Regions from separate parts of the Homo sapiens genome. Here region 2 is linked to region 1. A link is an interaction called in ENCODE POLR2A ChIA-PET data of the cell type or tissue named here. Cell type or tissue: PC-3. All regions are shown on one strand. Links, peaks and the distances in the headings refer to the core of each region. The heading gives the core; the rest is flanking DNA.

The links. ChIA-PET counts read pairs that join two places held together with the same protein. Peaks named below come from ENCODE experiments on the same cell type or tissue, not always from the same donor. Only the 100,000 strongest peaks of a DNase experiment are listed, where the experiment ranks them.
Region 2: POLR2A ChIA-PET joins it to region 1 with 6 read pairs; 4 of 35 experiments call an interaction of 5 or more read pairs at or near these places.

What each region holds. Positions count from the first base shown.
Region 1 is chr3:100,777,010-100,785,389 of GRCh38, reverse strand. It overlaps ABI3BP (ABI family member 3 binding protein), which reads left to right. Exons shown (of 68, transcript NM_001375547.2): 58 at 5,181-5,258; 59 at 7,014-7,106. Among named protein-coding and RNA genes, the nearest start is that of TFG, 72 kb to the right of the region's middle. In PC-3, for the core only: no CTCF peak of the experiment used is centred there; a DNase peak (open chromatin) is centred at 3,879; H3K27ac peaks cover 749 bases.
Region 2 is chr3:100,699,613-100,707,413 of GRCh38, reverse strand. No RefSeq gene overlaps it. Among named protein-coding and RNA genes, the nearest start is that of TFG, 6.0 kb to the left of the region's middle. In PC-3, for the core only: no CTCF peak of the experiment used is centred there; no DNase peak of the experiment used is centred there.

The sequences.
Region 1 (8,380 bases), core at 1,956-5,955:
TTTGATTCTGCATAGTTTTGATCAGACTTCTTTATAGAAATGCAGCTGTTCACAAAAGTTTCTTTTCTTCTCTGACACAATTCTACTGTCTCATCCACACTTTCAGCCTCTGTTGACTCTTCTAATGCATCATTTTTGTGTTAAATGGTTTCATGTTCAGCTTTGACATCTTACTCAGAATATTTATCTTTATTATCCATCTCACATTTTCCTATAGTTTTTCTTGCTGAAGTTTTCAACTCAGATATTTCACATTTTAAAAAATTAGTTAATAAAGGAAGTGTTTGTGATCTATAGGACATATTCTTTTTAATTTTATTTTTTAAAATTTTTATTTCAATGGTTTTTGGGTTTTGTTGTTACATGGATAAACATGAATGGTTTTTTGTTACATGGATGAATTATATAGTGTTGAATTTGAGATTTTAGTGCACTCATTACCTGAGTAGTGTACACTGTACCTAATAAGTTGTAGTTTTTTATCCCTAGCTTCCTCTCACCCTCCCCCTTCTGGGTCTCTAAAGTTCGGTATATCACTCTGTATGCCTTTGTGTACTTACAGCTTACCTCCCACTTTTAAGTAAGAACATATAGTTTTTGGTTTTCCACTCCTGAGTTACTTCACTTAGAATAATGGTCTCTAGATCCATCCAAATTGCTGCAAAAGACGTTATCATGTTCCTTTTTTATCACTGAGTAGTATTCCATGGTGTATATATACCAGACATTTTCTTTATCTACTTATTAGTCAATGGTCACTTAAGTTGGTTCCATATCTTTGCAATTGTGAATTGTGCTGCAATAAACATACATGTGCATGTATATTTTTCATATAATGACTTATTTTCCTCTAAGTAGATACCCAGTAGTAGTATTGCTGGGTTGAATGGTAGTTCTACTATTAGTTCTTTAAGGAATCTCCAAACTCTTTTCTGTAGAGGTTGTACTAATTTACATTCCCACCAGCGATGTATAAGTGGCCCCTTTTCCCTACATCCACGCCATCTCATCTATTGTTTTTTGACTTTTGATAATGGCCATTCTTGCAGGAGAAAGGTGGTATCTCATTGTGGTTTTAATTTGTAGTTCCTATAGGACATGTTCTTTACAGTCTTAGACCACCTAAGGTTGTGCCCTTGGAAGACTTAAAAAAGGAAAAACAGATTCTGAGGCCTAAGGACTACAGACCTTTGACTGTTGAGGTCTCTATAAAAATCTTGTGATTCCGTAAGCCCCAGGAATATCTTGAGCTCAGTATTTTATATGTTATTTCACTCATTTTAGATATTTTCCCTGATGTATGTGTATTTTATGCATGTATGTGTAGATAGACATTGCTGTACCCCAAGGTTAGAAAGTAGCCTGCAGAGGTTGAGGTCTAAAGTGGGTCATTTTTCTAGCATTCTGCTTTTCCATGGTTTCCAGAGACGTGTCCCAGCTTAGCTGATGTGTCCTACCTATTAAAATCTCCTTGAGACCTGCCTACAGAGATGCTACAAGCCATGCACACACCAGGCCAAGGGATTGTGCAAACTACAGCCCCACAGGCCAAATCTGGCTCACTGCCTGTTTCTGTAAATAAAGTTTTATTGGAAACACATCTACGTTTCACATTGTGCTATGTACAATGTGTACTGTGTACAAAGGTACTTATACAGTACTATGGCAGAGTTGAATCGTTGTGGCAGAGACAGTATGGCCCACAAAGGTGAAAATATTTATTGTCTAGCATGGGGTTGGCAGACTGTTTCTGTAAAGGATAAATGTTTTCAACTCTGTGGGCAAAACAGTCTCTTTCACAGATATTTAATTCTGCCATTGTGCTGTGAAAGCAAGTATAGAAAAAGTTTGCCAATCCCAGTGCTAGACAATCTCTCTGACTTTCTCCCTGAGGGAAGTTGTGCAGCTATTTTTTTCATTCAACCAACATTTATTGAAAGCCCATTATGTACTAGGCAAAGTGTAATTCTGAAACCACCTTGGCACATATGATTTGGCAGATATTGTTAAATACCTGAACCCTAGACTCCTTTCTCTACACCCTAATGAGGGAACCACAATTTACTGCCCCCACATGAGTGTGCTGCACGATAATCCAGTCCCCTCAGGCTGAGGAATGTGTTTTTCTGGGCTGTAACTAAATCTTCCAGCCTGCTGGCTCCCTGCCCGTGGCTTTTTAACCAGGTGCTGAGATTTGGGACAAGAGTGCAGAAACCAATCATCCATAAATATCACCCCTTTTTGATCACAGGGAATGAAGTCACTGGTACATTTAAGAACCGATTTCCAGTTTACTGTTTGTTTGCAAAGTTTTTGTTACCATGGTTAAAAATACCCAAATTGTTACTTCATTTTGGATGATAAATTGCTGAGGGGTGAACTATGTAAATCCAGAGATTTTTGTAGGACTCTTTTATGGCAGTTGGGGGCTCATTCTGAGGCTCAAGTCTTGATGCTTACAGAGCTGACTCTGCCCTTTAGAAGATGTGTTGGTTAATCCTGCCTGAGGGAAAAAGAAGTCAGGTCACAGCTTGGGCCAGACTGTCTAATTGGGTGCCAATTCCTGAGAATTTGTTCTTTACAGTATCTCTTACTGATTTTCTCCTTTCTCTTACTGATTTTCTCCTTTCTCTTACTGATTTTCTCCTTTCTCTTCCCATTCCCTCTCTGCTACCTTTGACCTTCATTTGCTCTCCTCTGACTCAAGGCAAGAGATGTTCACTAGTCTCTCCAGTTCTGGCCCGGGTGAAATGCCTCAACAGCAGCTAGGTGCAGGAGAGCAAGTCCAGAATAAGAGCTCAGTCTCCTGCCCCCAGATCTTTCCACCGAGCCACACAGCTGCCTTTTGCATGGCCCTTCCCAATGCTTTCAGGCACCACTGGCTTCTATCCATTTCTAAAGGCTGGAGAAAGTCCAGTTTTGCAGCTGCTTCTCTATTTGATTTGGGAACTTATGTCTAAGGATCATAAGAATATGATGCCTCTGTCTCCACCTACATAGAAAATGGCTCATTTCTTCCAGTTTCTCCCTGGATAAAAAAAAAAGAGGGCAAGGGAATTTGTATCTTTGGTCTTACGTATAATGTAACTCTGCAAAATTTGGATTCTCTTCAGAGCTCCTAGATTTCTAACCTACCAGCCCCTGTGACTTGGTGGACTTGCATATGCCTGGTCAGTGACTGCTGGCAGCCTTGGACTACCTTCTGAGTCCCACACACCCGTGGCATGGCTGGATAACACATGCTTGCCAGCTATGGCCATTTAGCCCTCACACAGTGGTGGCAGCTCAAGCCACCCAAGAGACAGAGTAGAGGGCTCTGGGAATGTATTCACTCAGAGTTACTATGAGGAATAGCAGGAAGAAAATGATCAGATGACAGTAAGTACTCTGTTCTTTGCATCTTAGTGCTGAAGAGATAGGCTTTGGATCCTGGCATATGTAGGCCTGAATCCCACTGCTTCCTAGCTGTGAGACCTTGGGCAAATTGCTTAATCTCCCCTTGCCTTGGATTTTCTCATCTGTGGGATGTGGATTATATTCCACACACAGACGGTTGTAAGGATTAAGTCAAGTCATGAATATGTAAGGCACTTGCACAGTATTGGATCAAGATACTTTGTTTTTCAAGGGCAGGAAGATTTGGAAAAGGGCTGTAAAGAAGGGTCTACTCAAGACAGCCTACTAGCCTTCTAGGGTATATAAAACTTTGTGTTACCCTGGAGAAATCGTGGTAAACCAAACCTCGGCAAGCCAAGTTACCCCAGTGACCCCCATGCAGGTATTCTTCAATTCCCTATGCTGTTCACAGAGTAACCACTCAAATGAGCCATTTCCCTTCCCCACTACCCCTGACAGTGAGACACAGGAGGAAGACTAATGAACCATTTGCCTGTGGCCTGCCTATGAGATTAGTCACAAAAGTCATTGCCCCCAGAAACATTTTTTTCCTATCACAAATAAGTTTAATTCATGATTCCATATGTAATTTTCTCCATGATTTTATGTATTTTATCTCTTACTCAAGCAGCAGAGGATGTGGGATTGCAATATTAGGTTCATCCCCTGAATGTCATAAATTAATGTGAAAATGTCATCATATTTTTGGGAGGCAAAGCTTCTGTTGTATATTTAATATATCTGCCCACACATTAAATGAGATCAAGTATATAATGTCCCCAAACAGTTTCTGGAACACAGTGAGTCCTCAAAACAGGGTTGTTGTCATTGTTAATGTACTAACTAGTATATTAATGTAAATATTTCATTCCTATTCTTAATATGTAAATTACAGTCAGGTCCTCAAAGTAGTATGAATTCTTTTTTAGGACAGGTCATTATTTCTGAAGTGATTTTTATTGTTTAAATTCTAAAAATGTCTGTTTCTATTCTTTTATAATGAAGACTGTCACCCAAACCAAGGAAGATTATTTTATAATATCAAAGAATAATTTTTAAAATACGACAAAAACCTAATTAGTTCCCTTTGGGATTGCTACCCAAAGTCCAAGCCTGAGTATTTAGGCAAATGGCTAGTAATAACCACAAGATTATTGAGGGGCTTAGGAGACAAAATATCACACAAAGTAATTTTCAAATCAGTTTCTTTCAAACAGTAATTTTGAGTTAGAGGCCTGCCCAGGGCTAATTTACAAATCCCAAAAGATCATTTGTGGTCTCAATAGCCTCATAGCCAATGCCACTCCAGGAATAATTTTAAAGTCAATTCATTAAGTATAAACCCAAACACATTGGAATTCTAAGGTGTATGTGTGTGGGTTTTTTTTAATGGGCATAGAGGGATTGGAAGAAAAAAATTTTTTTTGAATTACAAAATGTACTGATGAATATTGGCAAAAGGTGGCCAGTTACCATAAATGAAATCCCACCTGGTGAGGCAATACCACCCAGTAAGGCAGTGCAGGATGAGTTTCATGAAAGATTTGGACAAAACCACAATTTACCATGAAATGCTAATTCTACAGAGAAAACATCACAACTAGTGAATGTAGGGTTTTTATTTTTTTCTATAGCCAGATAGTAGAAGCCCGTAAAATGTCTTGGCATAAAAACACCAATGCTCCTGCTCTGCAAAGAATGTACGTTATTACTGGCAACTCTACCAAGTTTCCATGGAACATTTTTGCTATATGTTTATTCCCTTTCATTATCTCTGCTCATAGGGGTCAAGCAAGCACCCAGGCCATCAGGTGCTGATAGAAATGTATCAGTGGACTCTACCCACCCCACTAAAAAGCCAGGTAAGTAATAACATGCTGACTTTTATGACAGCTCAGCTCTGAAACTTGGATGGTAACTGCAGTATCATTCCTGGTGGCAAAAACAGCAACATCCACACAGCCCCCGAAGTATCAGAACCACACACACAGTGCATGGGTATTGCTAGGAAAACATTTGGAATATTATCTTTGGAGGAATTAAAAGTGCTCTGTGCACAAATTAAGTATTAATAGGAACTTCTGATGTGATACTAACTTAATCATTACTTGCTATAATGTTCTGAGGGACCATAATGGACAAATGCTGCAGAATCACTGTGGTTTCTAGTTTTTATCATGTTTTAAGTTCTGCTCTTGTGTAATTTATTACAATTTTTTTTTGCCTGATATTACTTATGTTCCTGATTTAAGAGTATGATCTATGTAATAGGCCAAAAGTATGAATCTGGTGACTCAGAATACCTTTGGATTGAATAAAGACTTTTATTAATGTCAACTACCAGTACACTCCTGAACACATAGAGAGAGAGAGAGAGAGAGAGAGAGAGTCTTTCTCTTACTAGTATACCAGGCATTTTCCTGGATTAACAATTTTTCTTGAAGATTTTAAAACCAACATATGTTATGCCAAAAAAAGATATAAATTGTTTAACTATAGCACAAGACTTAAAATGTGGGTTAAAGCAGACTTCTCCAAGCACCTTTGACCTCACCAACCTTTCTGCAAATTATAAAAAGGTGCCTGTTTACCCCACCCTTTAGGCAGACAATGAGAAAAACAAAGCCCTTCCTCTTGTCTGGTGCCTTGCATGAGAGCTCATAAGTGGATGAGCAGAGCAGGTGCTAAGCTTTGTCCCCCACTTACACCTCCTGGGCCAAGTGTCTTTGTGTGGTACACAACTACCACAACTGTTCACAGTGAGCCTGCTCCCTACAGATACAGACTTGTTTCAGCTATCAGGGTTACCTCGATGTAGTCTTTGAGAAGTTCTAAAGGGTTTTAATTATAATTACATAATAGAGCTGAGAATGGATCAAAACACCCACAAAAGGAGAAATTTTATGCTTTAACAATTTAAAACTAAAATGGTATAAGAAATTGTAGGCTCAAAATAAAAGGCAGCTGGGGATAATGAAGTTCAGAAGTGCTTCTGTTAAGTCTACATGGAAAATGAAAGATGTTAAATTCTATGCGTGTTTATAGCCTTTCAAAAAGTAGATATACCTGTGTACAGTCATCTCTTGGTATCTATGGGGGATTGGTCCCAGGATTTTCCTCAGATACTAAAATCTGAGGATGCTCAAATCCCTTATATAAAATCATATAGTGTTTGCATATAACCCATGCACATCTTCCCATATACTTAAATCTTCCATTATAATACCTAATGCAATATAAATAATTGTTACATTTTGTGTTTTGCTGTTGTTGTATTGTTATTTTTATTGTGGTTTTTAAAAAAATTTTCCATCCACAGTTGTTTGAATTAACTGATGGGGAACCCACAGATATGAAGGGCCCGACTGTATATTCATCTATAATGAGGACATGTTTTCTATATACTACAGTGCGTTGTTGTCCCTGGGGACATTACCAACATTTATTTATAGGAATATCTGAATATATTTGTGTGCACTTTTCTGTAGAATCTATTCTCTGTCATCCAACTGCTAATTATCAAACATTATTTTTTATTTTTAAAAACCCTGTTTTTTTCGATAATGAATCTTTATGATGGCTTTATCTAAAATACAATCTCTTATCCACAATCCCAGGGACTCGCCGCCCACCCTTGCCACCCAGACCTACACACCCACGAAGAAAACCTTTACCACCAAATAATGTCACTGGAAAGCCAGGAAGTGCAGGTACGTTAGTCATGTACCTTCCTTTTCCCGCCATGATTTCGGTTTTACTAGCCAACATAAGCTCTTCTTGGCGTGCTAGCAACAGGCACACTATTGATGTGTGTGACACGTTTGTGTTGGCCCTGAAGACTAGACACTGTAAATGATGGCTTTCAGGACTTACAACCTGATTCTTGGACTGAAAGAAGGAAACCATGCCTCTGCATCTAGGCAAGTTTGCTTCTTAGATGTCTGAGTGCTTGGAGCCTAGATTGAAGCTGACTCAGACCCTTCAACAAATGGATTATTTTGGACAAGATGCTGTACATTGCCAAGGCCCCAGGAATAATAGATGTGATGACTTGTCATTGACTTATCATTCTGTCTCCTGAAATAAAATTCTATATGTCCCACTGAAAGCTCTCCTATCCAACAGCCTTCATGCCAGGCCTGGTATTATGGTGCTCAGGGGAAGATCTGGGACTAAAATATTCAGGGTGACGGAAAGGCCTAGCCTGTGCAACAGTACAGGAGTATGTTTTGGAGGCAAGCTGCCTCTTACCTCCATGCCTGGGCACACACATTCCTCCTCCCTATAGAATGACCCTTTCCAGGCTTGGCTTGGGATACTCAGACTTCATCCTTTTCTTTAAAAACCTCCCCTGACTCCTCAAGGTAGTCTTGGCACTGCTTCTCTGTTCTTGTCCTTGACATACCCCTCTGTTAGAGCAAAGAGAAAATTGTGTCAGACCTGTTTGTTTGCATACTTTTCTTCCCCAATAGACTGTGAGCTCTGTGATGACAAAGTCCTTGGTTTTTTTTCTCTGAATTCCCAGAACCAAATCCAGTGCTTAGCACTTAGAGGATATTTGATGAGTAATAACAAAGTGAATAAAGGAATGAAATTGAGTCAGTAAAATTGACCTAGTTCAGACAGAAGCTTTACCTCATACTGAGGGTTCTTCACCCAGGACATGCCAGCAAATTTCAGCATGTTCCCCATCTTTCCTCCCTCTCTCCAGAACACTACTTCCGAAATATTTTGTAGGTGGAATCGGGATAAGAGTGTTAAAACAGCTGTGAAAGATGAAACTGATGAGGATCGCCATGAAAGGGAGTGGATGTCACTGTTCTCACAGGATGAAAGGAGGCTGTTGTGATGGAGCTTGTAGGACGTCCCATGTGCACAGTGAACTCTAGGTCATTTTCCCATGGGCTGAAGGAGGAAGCAGCCTCCCATCCATACCTCTGGTGCCTTTCTGAGTCAAGGCCCAGTGACATGGCCTTGCTAGGAG
Region 2 (7,801 bases), core at 2,409-6,408, 78 kb after region 1:
AGCTGGCCTTGTGGAAAAGCTGGAGCTCATGGAGCTCATGGACTCCGAAAGCAACTTGAGGCTCTTTATGTTGTAATTTCCCTCATGCTTCATCCCGAAGCCATCAGTAAAGTCTTCTTTATGGTAAAGCCTATTCCCAGCTACTTCTGTGGAACTTGAGAGGTGGGGTTCTGGTGATTTCTCAAGTCGAAGCTGATGCACATCTATGTACTTAAGCTCCCAATAAATACAGGTGATATCTAGTGACAGAGCCATAACCTGAATTGAACCAGTTACCTCACTTACAAGAAGATGGGTCTCTTCTACTATGTCTGTAGATACATACTGGCCTTCTTTTCTGCATCTAGATGAATTTGGTTTTAAATGAACACTGAGCATAGTCTTGAACTAGAAAATACTACTCATTTCTTCCAAGGAACTGCTAAGAAAAAAAAGAAAAGAAAATACTGCTTAATGGTAGTATATTAAAGTTGAGGATATGTGAAGGAAGGAGAAGGAGTGCAAGGAAATATCTTTGACCCAGACTGTAGCAAGGAAAGATATGAGATTCTGCACTACACAGGTTATTTTCCATGTTTCATCTGAAGAAGGGTTAAGACTTACACTGTGATTTTAAGAGAAGGAGTCAACCAACCAACTTAGCTACCACCTGCTCTTTCTCCCTGAAAGTCTGTGTAGCTAAAACTCCTCACATGGAATGGGGGGAAAAAATCCTAAGAATGAAAACGGGATTCTCAGACTGGACAAGAAATGAGACAAAGACTATGAGCCCTGTTAGCAAGTTAGATAAAATCTATGTTTCATCATGTTCTTCTTTAGTACTTAGTATAAATCATTTTGAAAATTTGAGTCATCTTATATGTCCTCAGAAGAACAAAGGAAAGCGTGTACATTCCTCCTTGGATGAGAATTTCCAACGAGAAGTTATGTCCCTTGCCAAGAATCAGCTCTGTTGTGGCAGCAGCTAGCTAAAAAAAGAGAACTCCAAACAGAAGGGGAATCATGAGGACCAAACAGGAGCCAGCTAGTCAGCTCAGCCTCACCTTCACTGGCTAAATGTAAAGATTTGCTTGTGTGAACATAGGAAGCTGCCACCCTATGCAGAGATAATGAAGGAGAAAGGAACGATTTCTTACTTTGTACCTTTGAGTGAGTGATTCTTAGCACTAGCTAAGCAAAATACTTCAACCTGTCCTACCAGCTTCACATCCGTGAAATCCCTAAAATGCTTTTGCCTTACCATGATGCTCTATGTCCAATCTCTCTTTAGAGAAACTACTCTCAAAGGCAGTTCTTCCTAGATTTTGTATCACTAGAGGCTGATCTAGACATTCAATACATAGTTATTGAATAAAATAATGAAAACTAAGTTCCCCACCACTTTACAGGGCAAGCTCCCAGAAAAAACAAAAGGATCAGCTGTCAACGGGTAAGTTCCTAACTCCCTAGCCATGTAGGATTTGTCTCTTAGTAATTTGAAATCATTCACTTTTCTTCATTTACATCCCCTGGAGACAGTGCTAAGTTACCTCTCTGCTAAATTACCTGTCAGATTTCAAGTTGAAAGAGAAATGCAATTGTGAGCTGAATTGCATCCTTCCCCCAGAATTCATATATTGAACCACCTCAAAAGGTGACTGTATTTGGAGATGGATTCTTTAAAGAGGTGATTAAGTTAAAACGAGGTCATTGGGGTGAGCCCCTAATTCAGTATGACTGATGTCCTTATAAGAAGAGGAGATTAGGACACACAGAGAGAAACCAGAGATGGGTGCACACAGAGGCAAGGCCATGTGAAGATACATTAAGAAGGCAGCCTTCTGCAAGCCAAGGAGAGAGCCCTCAGAAGAAACCAAACTTACCAAATTTTTATTTCCAGCCTCCAGAACTATGAGAAAATAAATTTCTGATGTTTAAGCCACCCAGTCTGTGGTGTTTTGTTATGGTAGCCCTAGTAGACTCATACAAATGCCACAAGATGTGCAAGAAGATATAACTTTTCATTTGATCAAGAGTAGCTTTGTTAGGCTCATTTAAGAAACCTAGGCCCAATTAGCCGGGCATGGTGACATTCGCCTGTAATTCCAGATACTGGGGAGACTGAGACAGGAGAATTGCTTGAACCTGGGAGGTGGAGGTTGCAGTGAGCCAAGTTCGTGCCACTGCACTCCAGCCTGGGTGACAGAGCGAGACTCCAGCTCCAAAAGAAAGAAAGAAACCGAAGCCCAGTGTGGTGGCTCCTCATGCCTATAATCCCAGCACTTTGGGAGCCCAAGGCAGGATGATCACTTGACCCCAGAGTTTAAAACCAGCCTGGGCAATATAGTGAGACCCTGTCTCTACTAAAAATAAAAATCAAAAAAATTAGCCAGGCATAGTGGCATGTACGTGTAGTCTCAGCTACTTGGGAGGCTGAGGCAGGAGGATCCCTTGAGCCCAAGAAGGTCAAGGCTTCAGTGAGCCATGATCTCACGCCATTGCACTCCAGCCTGGGTGACAGAGTGAGACTCTCTCAAAAAAAAAAAAAAAAAAAAAAAAGAAGAAAAAGAAAAGTAAAAGAAACCTAGTTGCCAGAGTCTAGGAATCATGCATATCAGAGACAAAATCAAACTCTGGGTACTTGGAGACACTCATGTCTCTAATCTAACATTTATGCCAAGGATCCTGCTTTTAGTCCCTCCATATAAATGCATAATTAAACAGCATTCTCAAAAAGCCATTTCAATAAAGAGAGACTTATAATAAAAGATGCAAAGTAAAACCACAATGAGATACCATTTTTCATATATTCATCTGAGAAAAATAAAATAGTTACATAACACTTTGTAAAAAAAAAAAGTATGTGGCAAAATAGGCATTCATGCTTTGTTGTGGGGACATTAGTTTGTATCAACATCTAAAATGCCTTATGACACAACAATTTCATTTACAGTGTACCAGAGAAACGCTTGCACATAAGAGCACACCCATTGTTTTGTTTTCAAATGAAAGACTATAGAGCAATTAAAAGAAATGTACACATGCATACAGTTAGATATCAAAAACATTTTGATGAGTGCAAAAAGCAAGTTTTAGGAAGTTACGTTAGTGTGAAGAAAATAGTTAACATAGCAGCCTGAATCTGCTGTCCTCAGAAAGGCCCACTTGCAAGATTGGCCGTTGGCTGGTGTCTGAGAAATTGGATTTTAGGAGTGTTCTCATCCCATATTTGATAAGAATGGTGAACTGTGTCTAAACTGTTTGTACAATGTGATTTATGCAGAATACCTGCTTTCTTGAAGTCTAGAATTTTGGTACATGCCAGGCAGTGGGTGCCTATGTGACCAGGCCCCAATAAAAACCCTGATTAATGAATCTTTCATGAGATTTCCTGGTAGACAATATTTCACATGTTGTCACAGTTTGTTGCTGGAGAAATTAAGTGCATCACGTGTGACTCCACTGGAAGAGAACTCCTGGAAGTTTGCTCTGGTTTCCTCTGCACTTCTCCCCATGCAACGTTTTCCTTTGCTGGTTTTGCTTTATATCCCTTCGTAATAAATAATAGCTATGAATGTGAGTCTTTGCCGAATCTAATGAGTGCTTCTAGTGATTCATCAAACGTGGGAGTGGTCTTAGGGACCACTGACACAGTTCCTTATACCATTTATGTAAAAGAAAGTACACAAGACTATGAGTTGCTATGAGTGTATAATGTATGCACATATTTCTTTAAAATCTGAAAGTTTACACACAAAGCTCATTACAGTGGTTAATTCTGGGGAGAAGAGGAAAAAGACAAGAGGGGCTTGGATTTGGTGGTAATGGTCAAAGGGGACTTTAGCTCTATCTGGAACACTCTAATTTGTTCTTTGTTGTTGGGTTTTTTGTTTTTCTTTTAAGGAAAACATATTCATGTGTTTCTTAGATGAGAAAATATTTTAAGTTAATTTAAGAACAATTTCAGCCTGCAGTTAGATTCACAAAATTTTAGAGATAGTAGGAAATTTAGAGTTCACCTAGTCTTGCCAGTTCCTTTATAGAGACAGAGCCTCAGGTTCTGATGCCTGGGTAAATGGGGTAAATGTCTTGCCACAAGTCACATAACTTATAGCTGAGATGACAACTCCCAGTCCGGAATTCTTCTTTACCCTGCTGTTGCCTACTGAGTACAGGGCTAGAAATACCATTTTCTTTTTTTTATCACAAAGGTCCATAAAGTCTCAGTTGTTATATCGTGGCTTCATAGCAGCTTATATTAAAGTTCAGCAAATTATAAAGGTCACACTTCCACGTGTACAAAAGCACCAACTTGCAAGGTTGCAAGAAAAATACAGATAAGAATTGAACTATAGTTCTATGAGAAATACTTTGTAAAAGATAGCAGCGTTAAGGCATACCACTCTGCGTTCCTTTTTCTTCTGTTTGTTAAAGGGTTAACATATATGGAATTTTTTTAGAAACATGATCAGTGGCCTACAAAAAATATAAATAACCTATTTTCAGTTTCTGAAATACTTCACAAATTGGACTTCAAAACTTTCATATATTGCTGTTGGGAGCATAAAATGGTACAAACATTTTAGAAAACTGGTGGTTTCTTTTAAAGGTAAATACACACTTACTCTATGACTCAGCAATTTCACTACATATTTCTTATTTAATTTTTTTTTTAGATTCAGAGACGGGGTTTCACCATGTTGTCCAGGCTAGTCTCAAACTCCTGAGCTCAAGCAATCCTGCCCTCCTAAATTGCTGGAATTACAGGCGTGAACCACTGCACATGGCCAGGTATTTCAACAGAGAGAGAGAATAAACATACCCACACAAAGACTTGTATAACAATGTTAATAGCGCTTTAATTTCACAATAGTCAAAACTTGGAAACAACAAAATGCCCATGAACTGGTGAATGCATAAACAAATTGTGGTATATCCAAACAATTAAATACTACTTAGCAATAAAAAGAAACTAACCACTGATACACACAACAATATAGATGAATCTCAAAAACATCCTGAGTGAGAGAACCTAGACTCAGAAGAGAACATACTGTATGATTCGTGTGATATTCTGGAAGAGACAGAATGGTGTGTATCTGATGGATCTGATGATAGAAAGCAGATCAGTGGTTGCCTGGGGATTAGAATAGGGGAAGAAGCATGAAGGAATGTTATGCAGTCATGGAAACATGTTTAATCTTGTCTGGCACAGTAGTTTTACAGGTGTATGAATTTGTTAAAACTCATCTAATTGTGCACTTAAAATGAGTGTATTTTATTGTATATAAATCATACATCAATAAAATTAATTTAAAAATGAAAAAAAGCAAACCCTCTACCAAAGCAAGCAAGCAAAAGGAAAACTAATTTCACCAGTCAAAATTAAGGAACACAAATATAAGACAAAAGACAAAAAAAAAAAAAAAAAAAGGCCCAGCCCAGTGGCTCAAGCCTGTAATCCCAGCACTTTGGGAGGCCAAGGTGGGCGGATCACGAGGTCAGGAGTTCGAAACCATTCTGGACAATATGGTGAAACCCCGTCTCTACTAAAAATACAAAAATTATCCAGGCATGGTGGCGCGTGCCTGTACTCCCAACTTCTGGAGAGGCTGAGCCAGAAGAATCGCTTGAACCCAGGAGGCGGAGGTTGCAGTGAGCCAAGATGGTGCCACTGCCCTCCAGCCTGGGCGACAGAGCGAGACTCCATCTCAAACAAACAAACAAACAACAACAACAAAAAACTCCTCACTGATCCACTTTTGATACTAAAGTTTCCTGTGGTGCATTAAGTGTGTCTTTATGTGTACATAGTATTGTGTAACTTCAGAGTAACACTGATTATACATAACTTTTCAGTGTATGCACTTAGCAGACTTGCAGGCATGTATGCAAATATACTGAATTTACAAATGAGATATAACAATCTCATCTTGGTCTCCGTTCAACATAGTTTGCCCTCTGATTTGGTAATATATTCAAATGGACATTTTCAAAGAAACTTAATGCCAATTTCATGTACAGTCAAAATAATTGTATTTTCGCCAAGAAATTCTGGTTTAATTGTTAAGAGATGGATTTGTGTAATATTTCTATATTTACGTTGAGTGTTAAAAAGCTTACAGTCTAATTTGTGGCTGATTCCTAGCAAAATTACAAGATTATGATTCTTGGGTCTCACTCTCATCCCTGGCTTCATACTTTTTGTTTCTATTCTTATTTTCCCTTACTCCTGACTTCTTAATCAGTTTTTCAGCAGCTTTTATATCTTTTTTTCAAGTACGCATTATAACAGGTACATAAGTAAATGAAGTAATGTAGATGACACACATGTAACGTTACTTTGAACCTCCTTGTGGTTTTTAAAATTTTTTCTAATTAATAATTGCTAATAAAACTTCTCCAAGATTTAGTGTTTTCTTTTTAAGAAAAGGCGGGTGGACACAGAGAGACAGAAAACATTTGAAAGGAAAAAATAACTTTGTCATGGAACCCTACTCAACTGCTATCTGATGTAAAGAAGGGTTAGAGATGTCACGTGTCATACATAAGTCATTTGATCTCACGTAGCATATTTATGCCACTGTTCTACATTTTAGAAGTTTCTGCATAGTTCTTAACATATTTCTTAATCTAACATGAAAAATTATTCTGCCTGGGTAAGGGCATATAAACTCAGAAAATCCTAAACGCTCTATTAATCTTTTGGACATTTCCAATCAAATCCAGAGTAATCATTTCATTATTCTAAAAAGAGAAGAAAACAATAAACTGGAAGAAATATTTTCACCAAGTGTAATAGTTAAAAGGCTATGATCTATAATAGATAAGAAACACAAATTTCTGAGAAAAAATTACAATACCTCAATTGAAAATGGGCCAAAATTATAAATAAGAAAATACTGCAACAAACAACTGTATTAAAAAAAGTTTATGGTCCTCCAAATGTTGATGACATTATACATTCTTGCAATGTTTTCTAAACAATATACCAATATACACTAGGGTCTTACATTTATCTGGTCAAGAGAATTTGGCACATTTATCTGAGTCAAGAGAATTTATTTTAAGGAAATAATGAAAAAGAAAGGAAAAAATACATGTACTAGTTTATTCATCACAGTGTCACTACATGTTAAATATTAAAATGATCTAAATAGACAATACTAGGGAAACAACTTAGTAAATTATATCATATTATGTAATCATTAAGAAGACTGCATAACTAGGTAATAAGTGAAAATCAAATCATGTATTGTCATTAGTTATGTAAAATTCTTATGTTTTCAGACAAACAGCATAGAGATTATGGAAAAACAGACAATAGTGAAAGTTAGGGAATTATGGATTTTGCTTTTGTAAAAGATACGCTTTGTGAATATTGCTTTTTCTGCTCCCAGCAAATTTCAAATGTGTAATACACCGTTATCAACTATAGTCACCATGCTGTACATTATATCTCCAGAACTTATTTATCCTATAACTGAATGTTGTACCATTTGACCAACATCTCCCCTTTCCCCCAACTTCCCAGTCCCAGTCCATTCTACTCTCTGTTACTGTGAGCTTGACTTCTTTTTAGATTCTACATATAAGTAAGATCATGCAGTACGTTTCTTTCTGTGTCTGGGTTATTTCACTTACCATAATATCCTTCAGGTTAATCATGTTATTACAAATAGCATTACCTCCTTTTTTAAGGCTGAATAGTACTCCATGGTGTGTGTGTGTGTGTGTGTGTGTGTGTGTGTGTGTGTGTGTGCCTGTATCATAATTTTTTTATCCATTCATCCTTCAATGGACACTTATGTTGTTTGTATAT